Linked DNA regions of Homo sapiens: region 2 is linked to region 1. Evidence: chromatin contacts called from ENCODE Hi-C or POLR2A ChIA-PET data. All regions are on one chromosome and are shown on one strand. The core of a region is the stretch at or near the end of the contact, and the rest is flanking DNA. Distances in the headings are between cores, read along the strand shown. Region 1 has its middle 35 kb from the start of KCNJ1. Region 2 overlaps FLI1 (Fli-1 proto-oncogene, ETS transcription factor).

Region 1 (5,674 bases), core at 468-2,967:
CTGAGTCTTTTTGGGTACACGTATATGCACATATATATGCAACAAAATTCTACATTTTAAAAAACATTTCACACTTAAAACCTTTTTTAGCTAAAAAAATGTTTATAATTTCTGGTACACACTTCTTTCATTTGATGTTTTGAGGACATTGTCTAAAATCATTCCTTATTTTTAAGATGTGGTGTATGGAGTGTTGTGCTCTCACATCCTGAACCTTGGACACATTTCCTCTTCCTGGACTCCCCTCCACCCATCATTTGACTAACTCTTCCTTTTGCTTCACATTTCACTTCCATGTCTTTTTCTCAGAGAAGCTCTCTCTCCTCGGTGCCTCACACTAGGTAAGGATGCCTTGTGCCAATTCTCCCCTCTGACATTGGTGTGCCCTGTCAGCTGCCCCAAGAATATGAGCTCCATGGAGCTCCTAGTGTATTTTATTTTCTAAATGTGTCTGTAGGACATTGTTCAGTGCCCAAATATTTGTTTAAAATAGCAGGCTGGGCGCGGTGGCTCACGCCTGTAATCCCAGCACTTTGGGAGACCGAGGCGGATGGATCACGAGGTCAGGAGTTTGAGACCAGCCTGACCAACATGGTGAAACACCATCTCTACTAAAAATGCAAAAAATTAGCCAAGAGTGTTGGCGCATGCCTGTAATCCCAGCTACTCAGGAGGCTGAGGCAGGAGAATCACTTGAACCCGGGAGGTGGAGGTTGCAGTGAGCTGAGATCGCGTCACTGCTCTCCAGCCTGGGCGACAGGAGGGAGATTCCATCTCAAAAAAAAAAAAAATAGCGTAGCATTTCACACTGCATTAACTGATTTCCCTGTCATAGTACACTTAGGCTTTTCACCCCTACACATAATCCTGCAACAAACATGCGTTTATGTGAATTCATCTATTAGGTGTCTGTGGTAAAAATAATCCCTTAACAAGGAATATGACTTTGTGGTTAATTCTGTGTCATGTGTTCTACTAATTGATCTTCTCAACAGCCACATGGGGTTGGTTTCATTATCATCAGCTTACGAATGAGAAACCCACAACTCAGAGAGGGTAAGCGAGTTACCAAATTCATATGAAAGCAACTGAAAAAGAATTTGGACTCAGGCCTCCGGGAGACAGGAGCTGGCCTGTTCCTGGGAAAGCCCATGAATTTTGACCCAGACTAACCTGTGCTTTCAAAAGTGCCTGTTCTGCTATCTACAGTTGTTACTGGGATTAAATGAGTAGATACTTATAAAGCACTTAAAATAATGTCTGCTCATAATAAACCCTGTATAAATGTTGAATATATAGATACATAGCAGCTCTGCCCTGACTAGCCGTGTATGGACCATGAGCATGCATCTTAACCTCTCTGGGCCTCAGACTTCTCATCTGTAAAATGGGAGTCATGGTATTATGTCAGCTTTATTGTCAGGAAAATGTAAAGCACATGGAATCTCATAGACTCTAACACATGGTAACAACTTCCTCTTCGAGCCAGTCTAATCTCTCTAGAATGATAAACTTCTATATTTAAATCACAATTTAAATTTTTTTATGTCTTTCACGGTCATTTTATCACCCCAGCAATGACTAGAAGGCCCAATATTTTATATATCTCTGTTAAATATTCTAAGCATTATTAAGAGCTTTCTGGGTATAGCCAAGCCCTCTTAACCGTCAGAGGCAGACTACTTTTCAACCAGGTCAGTTTCACTTTTGCGATCTGGAAGTATATGGCGCCACCTGCTGGCCAAAGCACACCTCGCCAACAAAGTGCAGGTTAGTTCAGGATTGCCCATTCTAGTAGGATCCCCCCTCGACCCCTACCCTCCCCTGTCTTCACTTCCACCCAGGGGGAAATCTGAAGCACAGGATGGGTCAGCAATCGACTCTTTCTGAAGCTGGGTAAGACACATTATTCCTCTTGAACAGGCCCCCCTGCAGAAACTTAGGGACCCTAAGTTTCTCCACTTATGAAATAACAGGGTAGGGTCAGGCTTTGCCTAGGTCCCTCTCACCGCTAAGCTTCTAGGATTCTGTGAGTTCACCTCGGAGGCAGGCACAGGGAGGAAGGTGAGCTACTGTGTCTCAGGTTAAAATCAAGCCTGGAAATGGAAAGCAAGGCCAGGAATGTAGGCTGGGAAACGATGAGGCCCAGGACAGAGGAAACGAGGGCACAGCATGGGACCCCCGCTCATCAGCCAGACCCACCCTGCCTTGGCCTTGCCCATCATCGGCAGAATAATCATCATCACTCAAACTACCGCTTATTGGGAGCCTATATCAGACACAGTGCTAGGTTCTTTACATAGTGTTTTGTTAAATATTATTTCATACTATATCTGTACACTATCCCTTTAAGGTAGGTATTATTGTTGTTCACAACTGGAAAAAAGACTCAGAAAGGCTAAGAATTTGTTCAAGCTAAACACAGCCAATAAGTGGGAAATCTGGGATTTGACCCAAATCTGTCTGTCTTCAAAGCCCCTGAACCTTGCACCTTATTTCTTGCCTTCATCCCTCCTCCTTCCTTGCCTACTTTTTTCTTTTATGCTTCATCAGGCTGTGTTTTTCCGAGGCTATCACAGGTTCAGGTTGCATCTGGCCATTGATGTGGGGAACTGAGATAACCATAGGGATAATTGTGGTCTCTACTTGCCATTTTTAGTTCAACTAAAAACAACTTTGCTGGTGGCCTCAACAGCCCACTCATTAGTGATTGCTTACTTTCACTTTGTTGGTGTAGATGAAGGTGCCTCCGTGTCTTCCCTTCCAGTGAGGGCTTCCCAGCTTCCTCAGATGCTAAGTGCAACTGTAGATACACGTGGCCTCTGTGTTCCCAAAAGAAGCAGTGCAAGGGTGCAGGGCTTTATCCATTCCCAGACTCACCTGCCTTTCTGATCCTGGCTACCACCTTCCAGGTGCATTTTCCTTCAGGAACAGTGACTGCCAGGCACAAAGTTTGTGGGTGGCTCCAGGAAAGGGGAGAGGCACAGGAAAGAACGCTGGGCTAACTAGCAGGCAGGCACCCTGGCTTCTGACCCCTGCTTCCCCACTTCACAGCTACATGACCTGGGCAAGTCATAGGGTCTCTGAGACTCAGTTTCCCATCCTGAAAAATGGAAATGACGACACTTTCTCTGCCTCCCTCAAAAGTTAGTTTCTGCCTCTAATTCTCTAATCTGTCCCTCATGCCAACACAAGAGATATAGTCCCAAAATACTTGTTTAATCATCCCATGCCCCCTCAAAGACTCTGGTGGTTTGACTGATCAAGCCAGGACTCAAACTCAAGTCGGCTTGGCACCAAACTTCTGCCTCTTTGGACCATTCCTTCCACGTGGCCATGCTGTGGCCATGTAAAACTGCACGGCACTTCCCAGAGCCCCCAGACACATTCACGCTCCTGTGGCTCCGTCCGTCTGGAACATGTGCCCACCTGGTCACACCTCTCTACCCTTCGCCTTTCCCTCTGTCAAGTCGTAACCACACTTCGAACCTAGATCAACTGCCTTCTCCTCCTAGAAGCCTTCCCCTGCCTCCTTCAAGCACTTTTTTCATACTTAGTTTGTAGCCTTTATTCATTTCATTAATTAACTTCATTTCCATTTTAATATACTTGCGCACAAAATTTTCCACACAATGGTGAGCTCCATGACCCTAACCCCAAAGGGTCAGAGGATTCTAATCAAAAAGGGGTTATCCAGAATGCTCTGGGAATTGAATCCCCCCTCTCCAGCCAAGCCCCCACCCCATGTACTGGAGTGGGATGTCTCTCTTGAGGATACTTCTGATTTTCTACCCAGCCAAAATTCCAGGGAGGTTTGATCCTCAAAGAGCTGTTGGTCCTGGGCAGACTCTCTCCCACTGGGAGCCCGGTTGAGAGCCCAGCTTATTCCCCAGCAGGGTAGGCAGAATCAGCCCTAGAGTCACCCTGCAAAGAGAGGGAAGCTTTCAGGAAGGCAAAACAGAAAAGGCCACCATCTCTCAGGCTCAAAACTGCACAGCAGGGGCCTCTGGAGCAAGATCCCAGCAACTACTGCAAGAGCACCCACGAAGGTGAGGGAGGGTGTCGCATAGATGTTGGTATTATCAGCACTTATCCCTACACAGTGATCTGCAGAACATTCTATTAGGTGAAGAAAACCCTGCAGAATGGTGTTTCTAGAGTGTTACCTTTTGTGTAAGAATGGAGCAGCATGTAAATACTAACATGTCACATATGCATTGCTTACATCTTTCACAAAGAAACCGCCACAGGATACAACATAATAAAGATGCTTACCCTTTATAGAACGGGAAGAAATAGAGTGGAGGGCACAGGAATGGAAGCATGTTTTCTAAACCCTGTTCTGTGGTTTTGAAATTATATAAATTCCTTGCATAATTCATAAAAGAAATGGCGAAATCAAAAAAGGAAAACAATAAACAGACTTTAACGATTGCAAATAAATGGAAACAAATGAACCTATGTCCAGTTGGTACCTAATCACACGGAGAAAAGAACTACTTCAAGTGACTTTATCACTGTGTTGATTGTACATTGTTATATAAAGAATATCTATAGGATGGATGATTTAAAAATGTTTAATCCCAAATACTTTTAAGACTGTAATCAATAGTCTTATTGTTAGCAGTGGAGTCAATATTGTTTTTGCTGAAACTATTATAAGCACATGGCATAAGACAATAAAAAGATTCTCCCCGACATCAGCAGTTTTCCAGTTTAACTCTCGTCCTCTGAACTGGCTGGAGCTCTGGGATCTTTTCTGCAGTAGGCAGGACCCTTGCTTCCTCTTTTTTGCCTCCCCAGTGCCTGGCTCACAGTAAACCCAAAATAAGCATCTCTTGAATTGAAGACAAACCCAAAGCACCAGGATTCTACTCAAATCCCCCCAACTCATAGCCTATCCCAGCTGGGACAGACCCCTGCAGGCACTGTTCTTGTCCCCCAGGCCTCCACTGGTCTCCATCAGGCCCTGCCCTGGGCTCTGCTTTCTTTGCCCTTGAAGCACCAGGCGCAGGGTTTGCTCTGGGACCAGTGTCCTCCCCTTCATTCCTCACCTTCAAACCCATTGCTCCCACCTCATGTTGCCATATGCACAGCCATTTACTTTCAACAGATGGATTTTTCACATCCATTATTTCATTGAATCCCCTCCTTAACTCTATTACAAAACTCCATTCTACAAATAAAGAAACTGGGGCTTAATGAAGTTAAGTCATTTTTCCAGGCCCCTTGACTAATGACTGGTCAATGACATAGGTCAGTCAAAAGCTCATTGGACAGATGTGGGTTTGAATCCACTACTAGCCATGTAGACCTTGAGCAAATCATTCATTGGTTTATTTTATTCATTATAACCATGTATGGATTGTGTGAGGAACTCTGCTGGTGCTAGGAATACAGAGGTGAGTAGAGAACACAGGGGCTGTTCTCCAGGGAGAATGGAGGCTCCACTTCCCATGTCAAAATGGAAATAATATCTGCCTCTACATCAAAGACTGAAATATAAATATGTGTGTGTGTATGTGTATACATACATATGCACACACATAGTTTTTAATTATATATATATAATTAGTATATATATTTAGTGTTTGTGTATATTTAGAGAGAGAAGTATGTGTATTAGTATTAGGAAGATACTTTGCACCAATGGGCTAATCAAATCTTCAGGACA
Region 2 (5,893 bases), core at 2,910-5,409, 73 kb before region 1:
CTCCTCGCCTGCAGACAGCAGCAGCCACATCAAGTTGCCCAGACTCATTCCTCTTGTTTGCCTCCTCCGTCCCTACTCTGGTCTTCCCAGAGCAATTTGGAGAGGGCTCCCTACTACCAGTGGCATCATAAAAATGACAGTGTACTTGCCAAGGGCATGGTCTTGGGGTGCTCCTAAAGCTGTTGAACTGCAAAAAGGGGTGCCGTTTATTTGCAGAAGCCACAAGAATGCTCTCCTCCCCAACTCTGCTCTTTCACTTGGGTCTCAAATCAGCTTGTCTGGGGCCTTATCTCCCCAAATCTTTTATTCCACTTAGGGGCCCTCACCTCCCTTCCCTTGCCCATATTGGCTTTTCAAATTCAGCCCAGTGAGCCAGACAGGGAACTCTTCTCCTTCATCTTCTCTCTCTTCACAGCCCCCATGATCTATCTCTTCTTTTCTCTACATTGTAATGGAAAAAAAGCTTTTTGTCTAGCCATGATTGCAAATAGAAGGGGGATGTGTGTGTGTGTGTGTGTGTGTGTGTGTGTGTGTGTGTGTGCACATATGCATACCCAAAGCAGTATTCTCACGAGCTGTTAACAGCTCAAAGGAGTCATAGGTCATCATCAGAAAGGTTTCATGGAAACAGGAAGCTCTCAGGAAGATCTCACTTACCTTACACAATGGCAAAGATAATTGTGCATCAGGGTGAAAGAGTAAAGAAAGGTTACTTGCAGCAAAAGGAACCACAAAATTAAGGCACAGAAGCATACCTGAGTAGGGCTTGTCTAGTGGAGCAGTGAGAATAGTTAGAATTGGACACAAGTTGCAGCAAGAGGAAGTTGTGCAATGTAAGTGTGGCAGGTGGGACAAAGATGACCTTTGGAAGACAAGTGGCTGAGAAGAGATTTGCTGTGGTCCATCTCTAGGGAGCTCTCTGAGGTTTTTGAGCAGATTGTGGCAGGATGACAGCAGTATTCACAACTTGCAAGGGAGCTGGATCCAGCCAGGGAGCGCACAAGGTGTACTGAATGAGGGAAGAGCATGTCAGTGGGTCGTCAGGGAGGGAAGAGTCTCAGAGAGAAATGCCCAGACTGGACAGAAGTGTGAGGCATTCCCGGTGAACCGGGACGCTCTCCTCCTACAATGTTGCCACTTGATTGGAGTTTCCTTGATTGTGAACTACATTCTTAAGGAAACTTCTATTCCAAAATGAGTTCAAACTGGTTTTGTGCCCTTTCTACACCTACACTCTATCTCATCACTTGTTTTTTTCTAGCTGTGTACCACTCACTTCCTTAAGAAGTCTCTCCTGGGTCTGCCTCCAGAACCGCTGGCTTTGTGTTCTCTGTGTATTCTCTTTGCTGTGAGTCTTGATTTTGCCGTCTGCATGTCCCCTTGGCCAGGACAATCCTGTGTTCCCTGTTGCCTGGTCCACCCTCCTTAGGATAATGATGGGAGGAACTTTTTGCCCATCTATGGAGCATCACTGTGCCCAGCCCTGCCTCCCGGGCTTCTTTGCCTCTGATATTCTGTCATCTTCTCCCCCAACCTAGAAGAGGGAAGGGAAAGAAATTATTTTACTGGAAACTCCAAGGTTCATGAATGATAAACTAAGAACGTAAGCCATTCTCTACAGCAGAAGATGCTACCTGATTCCTGAAATGTCATCTGTTTTTGTAGCAGGACTGTGGTACATGTTCTTCACTCTTATCACCAAAAGACACTTAGGGGTCATAGGTGGTAATGTGTCCTCTGCTTCCAGTGCGGAGCTCAAGGAATTTCATGGAGTCAGGGACAGCTGTCTGAAAGGTTGCAATGTCACCCTTTTCAGCTCAGAACCATAATTCCTTGAGCCCAGATAACAGTTCAAAATTTAGGATATGAAGCCAAAGCTGAACTCTAGCTGAAATCAAGAGTGGATATAATAACCAAGAAACAAATGGTTCTGACAAGCACAGCTTTACTCTGAGCATGACTCAAGGGCATCTGGTAGAAAATGAAGAAGGATCCCAGCAGATGTTAGGGCTAGGGAGATCCCCTCGGTTGGGGGATGTAAGTGTTTTAATATTGTGTGGGCAACTCTGCTTTGAATGTATGTCTGGAGGCACCTACACCATCCAAAGCCTTCTGGTGCAAAAGCAGGACTCCTAGAGTATATTCCAGTATTTTTTCCCTGATCCCAGCTGAAAACAGCCATAGAAGAGCCTCCCTTTTTGAATTATGGCTGTCTGTCCGCTGGGGTGGAGAATGGCCCTGGGAGACAAGAGACAGCCCATGGAGCAGGTTGTAATTCTACAGGCATATGAAGAGCATTCATTCTGAAGAAGACATTCAATTCAGGAATGTGAATTACACAAGGAAGGTAGACAAATCCCAGCTTTAACAAGTGCTGTTCACCTATCACTACATTTTCAAGTAAAGGTGGTGTATCCATTTGCTAGGGTTTCCATAACAACATACCAGGGCTGAGTGGCTTAAGCAAAAGAAATTTATTTGCTCAGAGTTCTGGAGACTGGAAGTCCAAGATCAGGGTGCCAGCAGGGTTGGTTTTCCTCAGAGGCCTCTCTCCTTGGCTTGCCAATGACTGCTGTGTCCTCACATGGCAGCCCCTCTGTGCACACACTCCCCTGGGGGCTCTCTGTGTGTCCAAATTCCCTCTTCTTATAAGAACACCAGTCATATTGGATTAGAACCCACCCTATCAGCCTCATTTCACCTTACCTCCTTAAAGGTCCTATCTCCAAATACAATCACATTCTGAGTACTGCGGGTAAGGGCTTCAGCATATGAATTTTGTGAGGACACAAGGCAGCCCCTAACAGGTGGCCTAAGAGAATCTTTGTTTGAATGCTAATAATCATGATACCTAACATGTTCTGAGTGTGACTCACTATGTGCCAGAGACTTCTAAGTACTTTGCATGTATTATCACAACTATTATCACAATTATAGATTATATAATTATTGATTATATAGATTATAGATCAATTATAGATGACTACCATCTTCTCTGAAGACTTACTTTGGTGTAATTATGTGACTGTAGTGAACACTATGCCCTGGTCCCTGACCTTGGATGCCTGTGATTCGATGAGACATGGAATAATGGGAGACTCTTACCCTCATGTTTTGATTGGTAGCAGATCTCCGGAATGTGCAAAGTTTTTTAGTTGTCGTTGTTGTTGTTGTTTCGAGACTGTCGCCCAGGCTGAATGCAATGGCACGATCACGGCTCACTGCAGCCTCTACTTCCGGGGCTCAAGTGATCCTCCCACCTCAGCCTCCCAAGTAGCTGGGCACATGCCACCATATCTAGCTAATTTTTTCTTTCTTTCTTTCTTTCTTTCTTTCTTTCTTTCTTTCTTTCTTTCTTTCTTTCTTTCTTTCTTTCTCTCTTTCTGTTTTTGTAGAAACACAGTTTTGCCACATTGCCCAGGCTAGTTTAGAACTCCTGGACTCAATAGATTCTCCCACCTCAGGCTCCCAAAATGCTGGGATTACAGGCATGAGCCACCATGCCTGGCCAAGGCTTCTTTTCTTAATCCATGATCTCCCAAAGTCACACCCAAGTCAGTGATGGGATAATATGAGTGGGAGGACCCAACAACCTCTTTTGGAGGGTCTTGCCCTGACTGGCACTTCACGTGTCTGAGGTTCCTCTTTCGTCCTTTGGCTGGCTGAGTCATCAACATTGAGATCTACAGGATGCACCAGCACCTCCTAGAGGGCCCTCAGCAAACCACTGAGCATTTCTTACAAGCTACACCCCCACACCAGATCTTCTCATTTAATCCACCTATCGACTCTGTGCTAAAACTATTTTTATCCCTGTTACAAATAAGGAAACTGAAATTGGCCTGGCCACAGCCATGGGCACCACCCTTCCCTTGTGTGACCTTGAGCAGCACACCTAGCCTCTCTGGGTGGATCTCACTGGCCTTGCCTGGAAAATAAATGCTGGATCTCATCTCCCCTTCATTGCTGATGACTCCACTCAGCTCGTAAGAGGCATTTCTGCTTATGCCTGGAAAAATCTAGCATTCACACACCACCACAATACTATATTCCATGCCAAGTCACCACTATTCTTGGCCTCCCTATCCCCACCCTCCTTTTTGGGGGTCCCAGACTACAGAACCAATAAACAAACCCACTTTCATGATTCCTCCATCCCCACTCCACTGCCCAAAGTCCCTCCTCACCCAGGTAACCTGCAAACACCCATCTGGTTTGCATAAGGGCAAACCTGCCCCCTGGAGTGTGAGTCAAACAGGAACTTCCAGACAAGCTGTCCTGGGGCAGCCCTGGGCCACCTTGCCAGCTCAAAGCAAGAGTGTCACTTGCTTGGGTGAAGAGTGACACTGGGCTTTCTGTCTCTTCTCTGGCCCTGCAGGAGGCTCTGTCGGTGGTGAGCGACGACCAGTCCCTCTTTGACTCAGCGTACGGAGCGGCAGCCCATCTCCCCAAGGCCGACATGACTGCCTCGGGGAGTCCTGACTACGGGCAGCCCCACAAGATCAACCCCCTCCCACCACAGCAGGAGTGGATCAATCAGCCAGTGAGGGTCAACGTCAAGCGGGAGTATGACCACATGAATGGATCCAGGTAAGCTCACCAGGCCTGTGCAGGATTGGGGGAAGGCACAAAGTCGCCAGATCTGCAGCAAGTGGCTTCTGGCACTTAAGGTTTTTGCAGCAGATGGGGCTCTAGAGCTGGGCCAGGAAGCCTGTGTCAGTCCCTAGAGAGCTAAGGCAGAGAGGGCCACAGACTGATGATGGGGTGGAGTAGGGCTAGGAAGCCCCCCTGCCTCTCTGGGGCCCACGAAGCCCTCAGAGGCCAGGTAGGAGTCAGGCCCCAAGCGCCTATGCAGACACTCGTGGAACACTTATTTCTTGTTAATCCCAGGCCCAGGTCCAGTCCTGTTGGGGACAGCTTAGCAATAAGCTACTCTTCCCTGTCCTGTTGAAGATACTTAACCCCTCTGGGCAGGTCTCAGCAGAGCAAAGGTGACCAAACCATTCTTTAGTAAGAGTGGAGAAGGGATGAGGAAGGTGTCTACCTTCCTGTGGGGGCTCACTGTGTCTGGGAGGGGGCAGGCACCTGGAAGGCGTGCATGAAGTGGGTACAATACTGGGTCAGTTCGGGCTTTGCTTGTAGAAATGGAGACAGGAGGGTCCAGGGAGAGAAAATCACAGGGTCATGGAAGAGGACAGTGGACAGGCGGCCTCAGTTTTGCGTCCTGCCTCTGCCCCTTGGGCAAGTCATCGAAACCCCTCAGAGCACCAGCTTTCTCCCTTCTCAAACAGGACTGGGATATTCACTTCCTTATGGTCCTTACTCTAGCGTTACTCTGATGCCTCAGGGAAAGGACCTGGGATGGTGCCTGAGACGCGTTAGGAAAGTGCTCTATAGTGACAGTGATTGTTATGAGCAAAGACTTGAAAGACAGAGAACATCAGTCTTATTCACAAAATATCAGATAATCTACTGGGCCAAAGGCACAAAGAGATGAAAATAAAAAGCAACAGAGGGCCCTGAATGGCAGGCTGAAAACATGTGCCATTTATTCCACAGCCAGAGGCTGACTTTGAGCACCGATGTGACATTTAACCCAGAGGCTGACTTTGAGCACAGACGTGACATTTAACCTCATCAGAGCAGTGACTTAAGACTAGCGAGCTGACAGTCCTTGCGCACAGACGGTAGGATGGGAGAGTCAGAAAGACAAGTGAAGAAGTTAGTAAAATATCCCAGATAGGAAATAATGAAGTTCGGAACTAAGTGATGATAGTGATTTTGGAAAGTGAAAAGGACAGATACATAAGGGCGATAGCAAAGAGATGATTAACAGGGCTTAGGTGAGTAAAGTGTGAATGAAGGGGGTGCATGACAGGAAAGAATCAAAGGC

The links. A loop is a pair of places that touch in the nucleus more often than their neighbours do. ChIA-PET counts read pairs that join two places held with the same protein, here RNA polymerase II (POLR2A). Pooled maps may share reads with other maps.
Region 2: a loop to region 1 is called in a map of B cell, with 7 times the contacts of the local background. The contact joins two enhancer-like sites. A Hi-C loop is called at or near these places in 6 of 168 maps with a recorded cell type or tissue (B cell, CD8-positive, alpha-beta T cell, GM12878 and 1 more), 37 of 37 single-sample maps with no recorded cell type and 17 of 50 pooled maps. POLR2A ChIA-PET finds 5 or more read pairs at or near these places in 9 of 52 experiments (H1, HEK293, WTC11 and 6 more).

Annotation. Positions count from the first base shown.
Region 1 is chr11:128,829,619-128,835,292 of GRCh38, forward strand. No RefSeq gene overlaps it. Among named protein-coding and RNA genes, the nearest start is that of KCNJ1, 35 kb to the right of the region's middle. Within about 2 kb of position 1,718, at least 14 of the 41 ENCODE cell types and tissues checked have a DNase peak (open chromatin) inside an H3K27ac peak, as active enhancers do; they include B cell, CD8-positive, alpha-beta T cell and GM12878, where a contact is called at or near this core.
Region 2 is chr11:128,753,737-128,759,629 of GRCh38, forward strand. It overlaps FLI1 (Fli-1 proto-oncogene, ETS transcription factor), which reads left to right. Exons shown (of 9, transcript NM_002017.5): 2 at 4,379-4,590. Among named protein-coding and RNA genes, the nearest start is that of SENCR, 61 kb to the left of the region's middle. RefSeq lists a silencer at 1,943-2,062 and enhancers at 3,689-3,948, 4,005-4,505, 4,506-5,006. Within about 2 kb of position 4,160, at least 8 of the 41 ENCODE cell types and tissues checked have a DNase peak (open chromatin) inside an H3K27ac peak, as active enhancers do; they include B cell, CD8-positive, alpha-beta T cell and GM12878, where a contact is called at or near this core.